Linked DNA regions of Homo sapiens: regions 1 and 3 are each linked to region 2. The links are chromatin contacts, found by Hi-C or POLR2A ChIA-PET in ENCODE. All regions are on one chromosome and are shown on one strand. Each heading gives the region's core, a stretch centred on a gene start or an enhancer-like site at or near the end of the contact. The rest is flanking DNA. Distances are from core to core; before and after follow the strand shown.

Evidence for each region. Hi-C counts contacts between places; a loop is a spot of excess contacts on that map. ChIA-PET counts read pairs that join two places held with the same protein, here RNA polymerase II (POLR2A). Pooled maps may share reads with other maps.
Region 1: a loop to region 2 is called in a map of heart left ventricle, with 3 times the contacts of the local background. The contact joins the promoter of LINC00265 here to the enhancer-like site in region 2. A Hi-C loop is called at or near these places in 8 of 168 maps with a recorded cell type or tissue (HUES64, endothelial cell of umbilical vein, esophagus squamous epithelium and 4 more) and 12 of 50 pooled maps. POLR2A ChIA-PET finds 5 or more read pairs at or near these places in 11 of 52 experiments (CD8-positive, alpha-beta T cell, PC-3, Panc1 and 6 more).
Region 3: a map of heart right ventricle shows a loop between it and region 2 (2.0-fold over the local background). The contact joins two enhancer-like sites. A Hi-C loop is called at or near these places in 3 of 168 maps with a recorded cell type or tissue (endothelial cell of umbilical vein, heart right ventricle and tibial artery), 1 of 37 single-sample maps with no recorded cell type and 4 of 50 pooled maps. POLR2A ChIA-PET finds 5 or more read pairs at or near these places in 5 of 52 experiments (A673, AG04450, BJ and 2 more).

What each region holds. Positions count from the first base shown.
Region 1 is chr7:39,731,321-39,735,088 of GRCh38, reverse strand. LINC00265 (long intergenic non-protein coding RNA 265) reads right to left here and starts at 1,521. Exons shown (of 12, transcript NR_026999.1): 1 at 1,045-1,521. RefSeq lists enhancers at 1-297, 1,489-1,568, 502-1,701, 1,859-1,928, 2,019-2,118.
Region 2 is chr7:39,607,533-39,610,948 of GRCh38, reverse strand. It overlaps a transcript of YAE1 not described here and the pseudogene LOC646999. Among named protein-coding and RNA genes, the nearest start is that of RALA, 14 kb to the left of the region's middle. RefSeq lists a silencer at 1,069-1,218. Within about 2 kb of position 1,613, at least 10 of the 41 ENCODE cell types and tissues checked have a DNase peak (open chromatin) inside an H3K27ac peak, as active enhancers do; they include endothelial cell of umbilical vein, heart left ventricle and heart right ventricle, where a contact is called at or near this core.
Region 3 is chr7:39,681,756-39,685,103 of GRCh38, reverse strand. The region is part of intron 1 of RALA (RAS like proto-oncogene A); the gene reads right to left. Among named protein-coding and RNA genes, the nearest start is that of LINC00265, 50 kb to the left of the region's middle. Within about 2 kb of position 1,728, at least 2 of the 41 ENCODE cell types and tissues checked have a DNase peak (open chromatin) inside an H3K27ac peak, as active enhancers do; they include endothelial cell of umbilical vein, where a contact is called at or near this core.

The DNA.
Region 1 (3,768 bases), core at 272-2,771, 120 kb before region 2:
TTTGTACTTTTAGTAGAGACAGGGTTTCACCATGTTGGCCAGGCTGGTCTCGAACTTCTGACCTCGTGATCCGCCCACCTTGGCCTTTCAAAGTGCTGGGATTACAGGTGTGTGCCACTGTGCCTGGCCTAGGGTAAATCTATATATAAAAAAACTGATGCCTGGAACGGGAAGGAGACTAGCAAATTAAGGTACAGACCTCTCAAGATCTACTGGAGGGGAGAGTGAAGTGACCAGGGTAAGAGAGAAGCAAGCTGAAGCCCTAGGAATTCCAGAAGTGGGAGGTGAGGTGGAGAGAGGAAGACCAGGAAGCCAGACTAGCTTAAAGAGGAACGAGTTAACAGAAGAATAAGCATTATGACCCAACACAGAATACAAATTTAATAAGAACCCATTTTCTTTATTAAAAATTAAAGACATAATGGCCATTTATTAAAAGCCATGTGTTTGGCACTTTTTGTAGTGGTTTCACATAATTCTAGGGGCATCCCACTGAAGAAGGGTTTACAATCCTCATTCTACAAATGGGGAAGCAGAGGCTCTGAAGGATCTCCTTGTGAATTGCTAATTAGAAGCTCTGGAAATTACCTATGTTCTGACTCAGCCACTTCCTCACTGTGGGACCTGGGGCACGTCACTTCATCTTGAACCCTTGAAAGACACCTGGCAGCTGAGCGACCCCTCTGACTGGGAGTCACAGGACTCTAGGGGTTCTAATGTCCCTCCACTGCACTGTCCCCCTGCCCCCTGCATTCTGTCAACCTTAAACAATGAAGTTCAGAAAATGTAAATAAGCATAGAGTTTATTTAAACACAAAGATTGAGGATGGCCATCCAGGAAAGCGCTGACTCCAAACAAATGATGTCAGCGTTTCCAAGGTGAAGTTAAGGTTTCAATTATATAGACGGAGGCAGGGACATTCCAGCAGGATTACAAATGTGCATGCAAGTTGCATACCTACAACGATGTGGTTGGTTTCAGATTGCTACATTCCAAGGAAGATTATGACTGTGAGGAGGGACAATGATCTAAAGGGGTCTTACCTTGGATGCTACTTGGTCTTCTTAATTATTTACAGCGGAAAAAGGCAGAGGTTGCATCTGCATGCCACATGACTCAGGCTGCATAGCCACATTCCTCTCAAGGCTCGGGATCATGTAAAGTTCCAGCAGCTTTAAGTTGTAATTCTTTTAAGTTTGATTTAATTTAACAGTTCCAAAATCCCTGTTTTACAGGTAAAGAAACTGAGGCCAGCAGCAAGGGCAGGTCTAGCATCCAGGTTCCCTCTTAAGTACCTCTGATTCTGAAGCGGAACCTGCTTACAGAACATCACGGGCGGCTTCAGGGTCTATATAAGAAAAACAGATGCCCAAGCGGGAAGGAGACTAGGAGGCCGTGTTGAGAAAACCAGACCCAGCCACTGGCCTTGAAGTCCGGATGGAAGCTTGGCGCTTGCCTCGCCTCGTCTTCCTTCCGCCCTGGTGCTGAGCGGCTAGTCCAGAGCCGGCAGGATCTGCGCTTCCGGTTTCCGGGTTCTCCGGGTGTAGCCGCCTCTGCCCCGGGGGATCCCCTCTCCTCCAGCAGGCCGGGGAGGCCTACGTGGGCGGCTTCGTTGCAGCCAGCTTGCCGTTGTCACGGAAATCTCCTCCGGCGTCTCCAGGGACCACAGCGGGAGAGGAAATAGCCACCAACGAGATAGCGGGGGTCTCGTGACGTCACGGTAGCTGGGCAGGCTTCACAGCGTTAGCCCGCGAGCTCAGCCGATCCCTGGAGTCTCAGGCCGGGGGTTGGGGTTCTGCTACAGGGCGAGGAGTAAGAGTGGCAGTCTGAGAGACGCAGCTTCGTCGCCTCCAGGGTGTCCCAAGGCACCTCCTATCAAGTTCCTCCAAAATGCACCTCTCCCCTCCCCCTCACGTGCTCCTCCTGAATTCCATTTCGATGCAGGCACCGCTGTCTACTGTAAGAGGAGCGGCCCTTGGGTGGGGGAGAGTGGAAGAGGAACTGTCGTTGGCAGAGAAGACTTCAGGAGAAATCCGGTCCCTGGCTTTCGCTTCTGCAGGGCCAGGCCGAGTGGGGTTCAGGCAGCGATGGGAGCTCAGGAGAAGAAGGGCTTTTCCTAACGGGGGAGGGTGGGAAAGGGAAGTGCCACCCTGGAAAACTGCTCCACTAGTTGCAGTGTGCATGGCGGGAAGGAGGAGAATTGGCTAGAGCTGAGCTGCAGGGAGCCTGAATGACACCTTGTCTTGCTGCAGATGGCCCCAAACCCTGCGGTGCTCTTCCGCAGGTGGTCATAGGACCTGGCTCAGTCCAGCTTGAGGAGGGTCCCCGGAAGGAAGTCATTCCTCCTTCCCTTCTCAGAATTAATAAGAACCAACTATGAGCCAGGTCCTTTTCCAAGGCCTGGGGATGCAGTAATGAATAAGAGAATAAGGTTCCTGCCCTCAAGGAGACTGGCTCTAGGACGTGTTAAAACTTAAATTCCAAACTCTCCACCCCAGCCTCTGCTCTGGAAGTGATCGTTTGTACTGAACAAAGTGAACAGATTATAACCAGACATGGCCCTAGAAAGGGTATCCATTCTTGATGGTGCCCTGACCATATCTGGAAACCTGCTCCTTTGCAGTGCTCGGGGCTGAGGTCTTTGGGCCGCCTCCTGAGGCCCCAGCTTGGTGTCCATCCTGTCCCATCCTCTCTGTATGTTCTCTTCACCTTCAGTTTCTGCTTCAAGGATTCCTCCAGAAAGAACGGGGCTGGGCTGGAAGTGGTGTATCCTAATCTCTCGTCCCCAGGAAGGAGTACATGGGCTTGAGACTTACAAGGTCTCAGGGTTTCAGGCGTTTGGAGGCTGATCAAGAAAAAAGATAGAAACACTAGAGGCAGGCACACAGAAGCTTTACTGGGCAGTGCTTGGATAGGGATGCATAAGAGGGGAAGTTCCTCATAGCGTGAGACCATCCACAGCTTTAAGATGGGGGAGCCATCTTCCAGAATGGGAGAGTTTAAGGCATCTCCTGGGGGAGAGGGTGACCAGAGAGGGGGCTTCCCTGTCTAGGTGATGTCCCTCAGCAGCATGGCAGGGAGTCTCCAAAGGGAAGCAGCAGCTTGGGGTCTTATAACTACAAAGCTATGTCGTATCTATTGCTAGCAAATGTGTGTGAGGTTTTGCAGGGTATGCAAAGCAGGCAGCCTCTAAGTGGCTAAAAATATGCTTCTTTGGACCATTTTAAAAAATAACTGGATGTGTAGAAATTTGAATGTGGCACTGGCAGGCTTTTGAGCTAACAGGTCTCAGCCCATGGTGAAGAAATTAACAACCTAGGGACCCACACACAGAGGCCACCTTTGGCTCATCGATATAACACATGGACTGAAGGAAGAGAGAAAGGTCTGCTGCTGGCCTTGCCTCTTGGCATGACCTTGACCCAGGGTCCTCTCGGATAGTACATGAGGGACATCTCATAGCAGGCATTCCCACCCTCCAATGACTCTTAAGCCTGCCATTCAAGTCCTTCATGATCTGGGTCTGCTGAGTCTTACACCCTGTGCTGAGTGTGGTAATAGCGTCATGGGCAAGGTAGTCTTCAATGGGTGAGACAGATCTTTCCTCATGTCATGTCCCACTCAAGAACCTTAACAGCTCCCTATTGTCCACTTTGTCCTGAACACAGGCCTAGCCAGATCCACTGATTCTTAGTGCCATGTCTGCACTGCCTTGGCCACTTGCAGAGGTCATTCTACTGCTTTCTGGGTAAGTAAGTTGTTGAGTT
Region 2 (3,416 bases), core at 364-2,863:
CACGAACTCTCCTCAAGCGATCCGCCCAGCTCGGCCTCCTCCCAAAGTGCTGGGATTACAGGCATGAGCCACCATACCCAGCCTGCATCCTAATTTATGATTCCTATTTTGTGCCTGGTGAACAGTCCCCATATTTAACAATAATACCTACACATAAAACAATCCACTGTTACAATTTATATAGTCACAAAGCATTAAGTATCTTCTGTAGACCATAGTTTTTAACCATAATTTTCTGCATCAAATCCACAGCCAGAATCCCCAAGATCAAAAAAATTTGCACAATACAAACCATAATCTAAAGTACATGTACAGACACATACACACTCTCACACACACTTCTTACAGAACTGTGCTTGGGGAAACTCCATTTGTTGAGTGCCACTGAAGGCATATTTTGCTACACTGCTGCTCCAGGTATTTTTGTTTGGAAAAATCTGTCACAGTAGGGTATGACTATTTACTGGATGAACAGAAAAGAAAGATATACCTGTGGCAACCAGAAAGTTTTAAGGTCTTTCAAGTCGTATAAAATGGACCTGCAGAAACGTTGGAATGTTCTCAGGATGCAAAGTTGGAGCTGAAATGTGATATCAAACAGTTGCAAAAAATGTATAGCAACCATGCCTTGAGGTCAAACCTGGTACCGAGATCTGCAACAAAAAGCTTCAAGACACATAGTTTGTTGGGCTTGTCCCACATGGTCGCATAATCTGCTCATGTGTGAATTTCACAAACGACTCGTATTGCTCTGCTAGTTTGGTATTGAGGATTTTCTCATACTCCTCCCAAATCTTCTCTTCATAGTTTGAGAGACGTGTACATATTGTTCTAGCTTGCCGGAGGGCCAAGGTGGGCTGGTCCATCTTCACCCAGGAGAAACCTGCAGCACTGGGTGCTGGGTGCTGAGGACTGAGGCTGGCTTTCCTAAGCACAAGCTGCCCTCTGATTAAGAACAACTTCTAAATGTGTCCACCTCTGATAATGATTCTATTATATGTTGAAAAATGTGTTTCGGAGTTGGAAGGTGCCTCTGGCGGCCAGGCGGGGCAGGCTGCTGCAGGGTCGCGGTGGGGTTTGCGTCTGAAACGCCGGCGGTGGCTCGGCGTCCCAGGGCCTGGGGCCCGGAGCCGGGCGGGGAAGCGGGGAGTGGCGCGGCCGCTTTGGGGAACCAGGCTCAGCAGCGTCGCCTCGAGCTCCGTGGGCTGCTTCGGTGTCGCCCCGCTCGCCATGTGGCCGGGGACCGGGAGGGGACGCGGCAGTAGTTGCGTCCCAACCTCCGGACTCCTCAGCGGGGCTCTCAAGCCCAGTAGGCTCCAATCCGTTGAGTTCCTGTTTTGATAGACAATTGGATAGACAGAGATTTGGCTCTGTTATCACTGTCCCCACAACTTTCCCCATTCTCCCAATTCGATAACATCATCATTTTCTGATAAACTTATAACGAAGATTTGTCTCTGTTACAACCCCCCAACTTTCCCCATTCTCCCAATTTGATAACATCATTACTTTCTGATAAAATAATAACCAGTGTTCCCACATGATGGTGATGTAAATATGATTCACTGCACAGCTTAATAGAGAAGTATGACTGCATTTCCTTTTAAAGATTTTTGTTTGGCTTTGGTATCTGCCTTATTGTTTCACTTATCTAATTTTCTATCCAGATGTTCCTAATGCTTTCCAAATATTTCATCATATTATCTGTGGGGTCTCCCTTTTCCTGCAGCTCTTCCCCTGGGGGCCTCCAGTCCTCCTGATCACTGGCCTGGTTATTCTTCCTGTCTACAGCACAGTTATCCTGTGATTCTTCCTCACTGCTTTCTTGGATAGCACATTAAAGGGGCTGGCGGGCTGGAGTGCAAAGAAAAGGTGACAACTTTTCTGAAAGTGAGATTTCTGACATGTTGGACTGAAATTGTCTTTATGTTCTGCAGTGATGGGAAGGATTTTTAAATCTGACTTAATCATTAAGCTCATGTCAGGCTTGACTTTGGTATAAAATGAACCCTGACTCAGTATTTCTGACAATCAAGTAATACTCAGAATGAGTATTGGTTGTTTTAATTATATAACTTCTTCAGTTAGAAGCCCAAAGTCTTTTATGTAATGAGTGAAAGAGTAATTAAAAGTATTTGTTTACACTCCATATCTGAATGCTTTCTGAAGGAAAGCATTGGTGGATCCCTTATCAGTAGTTACTGAGAATTCATACATAATTAATAAACTTCTGTAATATAGAATGAAATCCTAGAAAATGTAAAATTTTGTTTAGACTGTAATCATGTCTAAAACGTATGTTGAATAGAATTAGCTTATTTCCTGTCTTTCCTCTTGGAAGAAATCAGAGTCCCTCAAATCAGTCATTCTGTAAATACTTGTTGGGTGCTTATTATGGTCAAGAGAGCAGATCTCCTGAGAGATCTTATCTTTGCCACATTCTCTTCCTCTCTTTGTTTTCTACCCTTTTCTTTTTCTTCTTTCCCGGAAATCATCCCTTAAACTTTCTCTATCTCCTACTCCATCTGCTCTTCACTGCCTGTCTCTCTCAATCCCTACGTCTTCTCTTGTCAGCAGTCACTTGATCAACACAGGTGCCTTCTGTGTATTCCCAAGAACTTTGCCATGTGTATTGTCCCAATTTTTAACTTCCCTAGGGTGCTGTGCTGAATATTTTATAGGCGTTAAATAAATTATTGAAAGGCTTTAGAACTATAGGCAAATGGCATTTCACTTATGTCCTTGTTTCTAAGTCAATTTTTAAAAGTTGCATACCTTTATACCTTTATAACAATGGCACCTTTGTTGATTTCAGGGTTATTCAGTAGTTTCCTTAATTAATTTTTTTGACAGAAATAAAGGAGTCAAGGGAGGGTGAACATGTTCTATGATCCTTGGATTTGGCCTGAAGGCTATTAAGGATTTCAACAGAAAAGGAATCAGTGCAGAGGAAAGGCCAAAAACAAAACAAATATATTACGGCCAGGCGCCCTGGCTCACTCCTGTAATCCCAACACTTTGGGAGGCCAAGGCAGGTGGATCACATGAGGTCAGGAGTTTGGGACCAGCCTGGTGAACATGGTAAAACCCCGTCTCTACTAAAAATACAAAAATTAGCCAGGCATGGTGGCACACGCCTGTAGTCCCAGCTACTCAGGAGGCTGAGGCAGGAGAATTGCTTGAACCCGGGAGGCAGAGGTGGCAGTGAGCCAAGATTGTGCCATTGCACTCCAGCCTGGGAAACAGGGCGAGACTACATCTTAAAAAACAAACAAACAGTAACAACAAAACCCAAATATATTAGTTTTCTATTGCTGCCGTGATCAATTACCACAAACTTAATGGCTTAAAACAACAAAAAGTGTATTATCTTAGAGTTCTTTATTGAATTCAAAAGTCCAACATGGATCTTACTG
Region 3 (3,348 bases), core at 479-2,978, 74 kb before region 2:
TGAATATGTATTAGGTTGGCGCCAAAGTAATTGCGGTTTTGGCCATTACTTTCAATGGCAAAACCGCAATTACTTTTGCACCAACTTAATAGTATAAGTATTCCTCTAGTATACCAGAAACAGTGAGTTCAGGACCATGTTCACTTGGGTTAATAGTCTGCTTAATGTAACTAACATGGCTGGCAAAATCCGCCATTTAGTGCAAAAGCATTGAATGAATGAATGAATACACAAATGTTTGCAGTCTGACTTAACCCTGAGAAATGCTTTAAGCCAAGCTTGTCCAACCTGTGGCCCGTGGGCCACATGCGGCCCTTTGAATGCCCAACACAAATTTGTAAACTTTCTTAAAACATTATGCAACTTTTTTTTTTCTTTTTTTTTTTTTTTTAGCTCATCAGCTATCGTTAGTGTATTTTATGTCTGGCCCAAGACAATTCTTCTTCCAATGTGGCCCGGGGAAGCCAGAAGATTGGACACCCCTGCTTTTAGGTTGTACCGGTGTAAAGCAGCTCTTGCTACTAGAGGTTCAATCACAAATGGGCCAGGACAATCTGCCATGGGTCTGTGCCTCACATACGGGCTGTACAGGGCACCCAAGAACTGGGTGCGGCTTCAGGTCTCACCCATAAATCATTCCCATATGCCTGCTTGCCCAATATATAAAAGTATTAAGAAAAATCCCCCATAATCCTACTGTCCATTTAGCAATATGAACAGGCTAACATACCTCCTTGGAGACTGCTTTCAATCTACATTTAACATAACTGAGATCACATATACATAAATGCATTTTTTCATCCTGTTCTTATCATTCTATCAAAAGCATTTTAGCAGAAGCAGTTTGAACTGTTAAGCGTATGGCAAAAAATTTACACTTACAGGCTAAGAGTTCAATTTAACTCAACAAACACAAATTCAGCCACTCTTTTACCTGGGTATTGAGAACATGACCATTAGATTGTGAGTGCTTATCACTGCTCAAAAACAGTGAAAATTACAGTACACTGCAGGTAACTAAAAGTCTGAAAGATACCAAGTCTAAGCCAGTTTATGAAGCATGCTGTTGCTGGTGTTCCTAAATACATCAGGAAGTGACTTCTTTATTATGATCATTACTTGCTGGCAGTTATAATCATGTCACAGCTAATATATCTACTGTTTTATTTTTAAAACAGTACATATCACATGAGCTCAGGGCATTACCATATCAATTAATACTCTAAGAGTTGTGTGTGTGTGTGTGTGTGTGTGTGTGTGTGTTCAAAAGAAAACACTTAGCAGTCACTACAACTGGGTTAAAACACTTTTCCTTCTAGAATAATTTAAAACACAATCTGTGACTCAGAAGCAGAAAAGACAGAGATTTCCAAGGATGTTTTTCCAAAGTGCAAACATTTCCTAATAACTATGAGCTGCACATTCCAGACTATTAAGAGGCTATCCAGGAAAAGAAGCTTCTGCCAAGGAAAAACTACTCGACCCCCATTTTAAAAGACTTGGCACTCCACCACTTAATTCCCAAGCCCTGGTCTAGATATTGTTTTGAATGATAAACAAGCCATAGCCCCTGCCTATGTGGAACTTAAGACAAACACATACACAAATAAGCAAATACCATTAGTGCTAAGTGCAATGAAAAAAAATAAGACAGCAATGGGGGGAGGAGCTACTTTAACCAGATGGTCAAGGATGACTCTGAAGAGGTGGCATTTGAGCTGAGACCTGAATGTTTTGAAGAAACCAGTCAGCTCTGAGGGAAGAGCGCTCCAGACACAGGGAATAACAAGTACAAAGAACTTAGAAGAGGGTGGGAGTGGGGAGCATGTTCTAGGAAGCAGAAGAAGGCCAGAGTACATGAAGCCTAGTGTCAGTCTGTTTCCTGTTGCTATAACAGAGTATCTGAGACTGGGTAATTTATTTTTTAAAAAGAAATTTATCTCTTACACTTCTGAAGGCTGGGAATCCCAAGAGCATGGTGGCAGCATCTACATGGCTTCTGGTGGAAGGCATCACATGGCAAGTGGGCAAGTTTGCTGCCTCTTACAAAGCCACCAGTCTCATCATGGGGGCCCTACCCTGATGATCTTATCTAATCCTAATTACTTCCCAAAGCCCCACTGCCAATCAACATATGAATTTGGGGATTAAATTTCCAACACATGGCCAGGTGCAGTGGCTCATGCCTGTAATCCCAGCACTTTGGGAGGCCGAGGTGGGCGGATCACTTGAGGTCAGGAGACCAGCCTGGCCAACATGGTGAAACCCCACATCTACTAAAAATACAAAAAAAATTAGTGGGGTGTGGTGGCAGGTGCCTGTAATCCCAGCTACAAGGGAGGCTGAGGCAGGAGAATCGTTTGAACTCAGGAGGCGGAGGTTGCAGTGAGCCAAGATCGTGCCACTGCACTCCAGCCTGGGCAACAGAGTGAGACTCCGTCTTAGAAAGAAAAAAAAAGTGCCAACACATGAAATTTGCAGGACACATTTAAACCACAGCACTTAGTGAATGACTGGAGAGTAAGAGGAGGTAAAATTGACAGGTAGGCAGAGGCCAAATCACAAAAAGCCTTGAAGGCCCCGGAAGTGTTTGGATTTTACTAGAACTGCAATGGGAAGCCTCTGGAGTTTTTAAGAAGGATAGTGGTAAAATTTGTGTTTTTAAAAAGATTACCCTGGTTGGTGTGTAGAGAATGGACAGTGGAAGTATCAAGAGTTGAAAGTATAGGAGGCTATCCCAGTAATCCATGCAAGAGAGGACAGAGGCTTGGGGTACAGCAGCAGCAGCAGCAGCAGCAATGGTATTACCAGTTCCCGTATAACTACTAATACCACCTATACTGAGGACAACCAACATTTACTGACCACTCACTAAGTGCAAGGCACTGTTCTGAGCACTCTGCACATACTAATTCAGCTGAGTACTACATTTCAGATATTTACAATCCTAGGCGATATGTACTATTTTAACTTCATTTAACAGATGAGGAATCTGGGTCACAGATGTCAACTTGCTCAAGACCGAGCCAGAATTCAAACTGAGGGAGCCTGCTCTCCTAACCACTATGTTATTTGGAATACATTTTGAAGAAACAGTTGATAGGACTTCCTGATTGACTGGATGGGAGAAAACAAGACTAACCTTTAAGTTTTTGTCCCAAATATCTGAATGTTAGGCATCTATACCTAAGATGGAGAAGGACCAAGAAGGAATAGGTCTGGGAAAGAAATCCCAAGCTCTGCTTGCACATTAGACATTTCAACTAGAGTTGAACAAGAAAAACTGAATGTTTTAGTCTAGAGTTCAGGGATGAGGGTAGAGATGGAAAAAAAATTGCACGTCAGTTT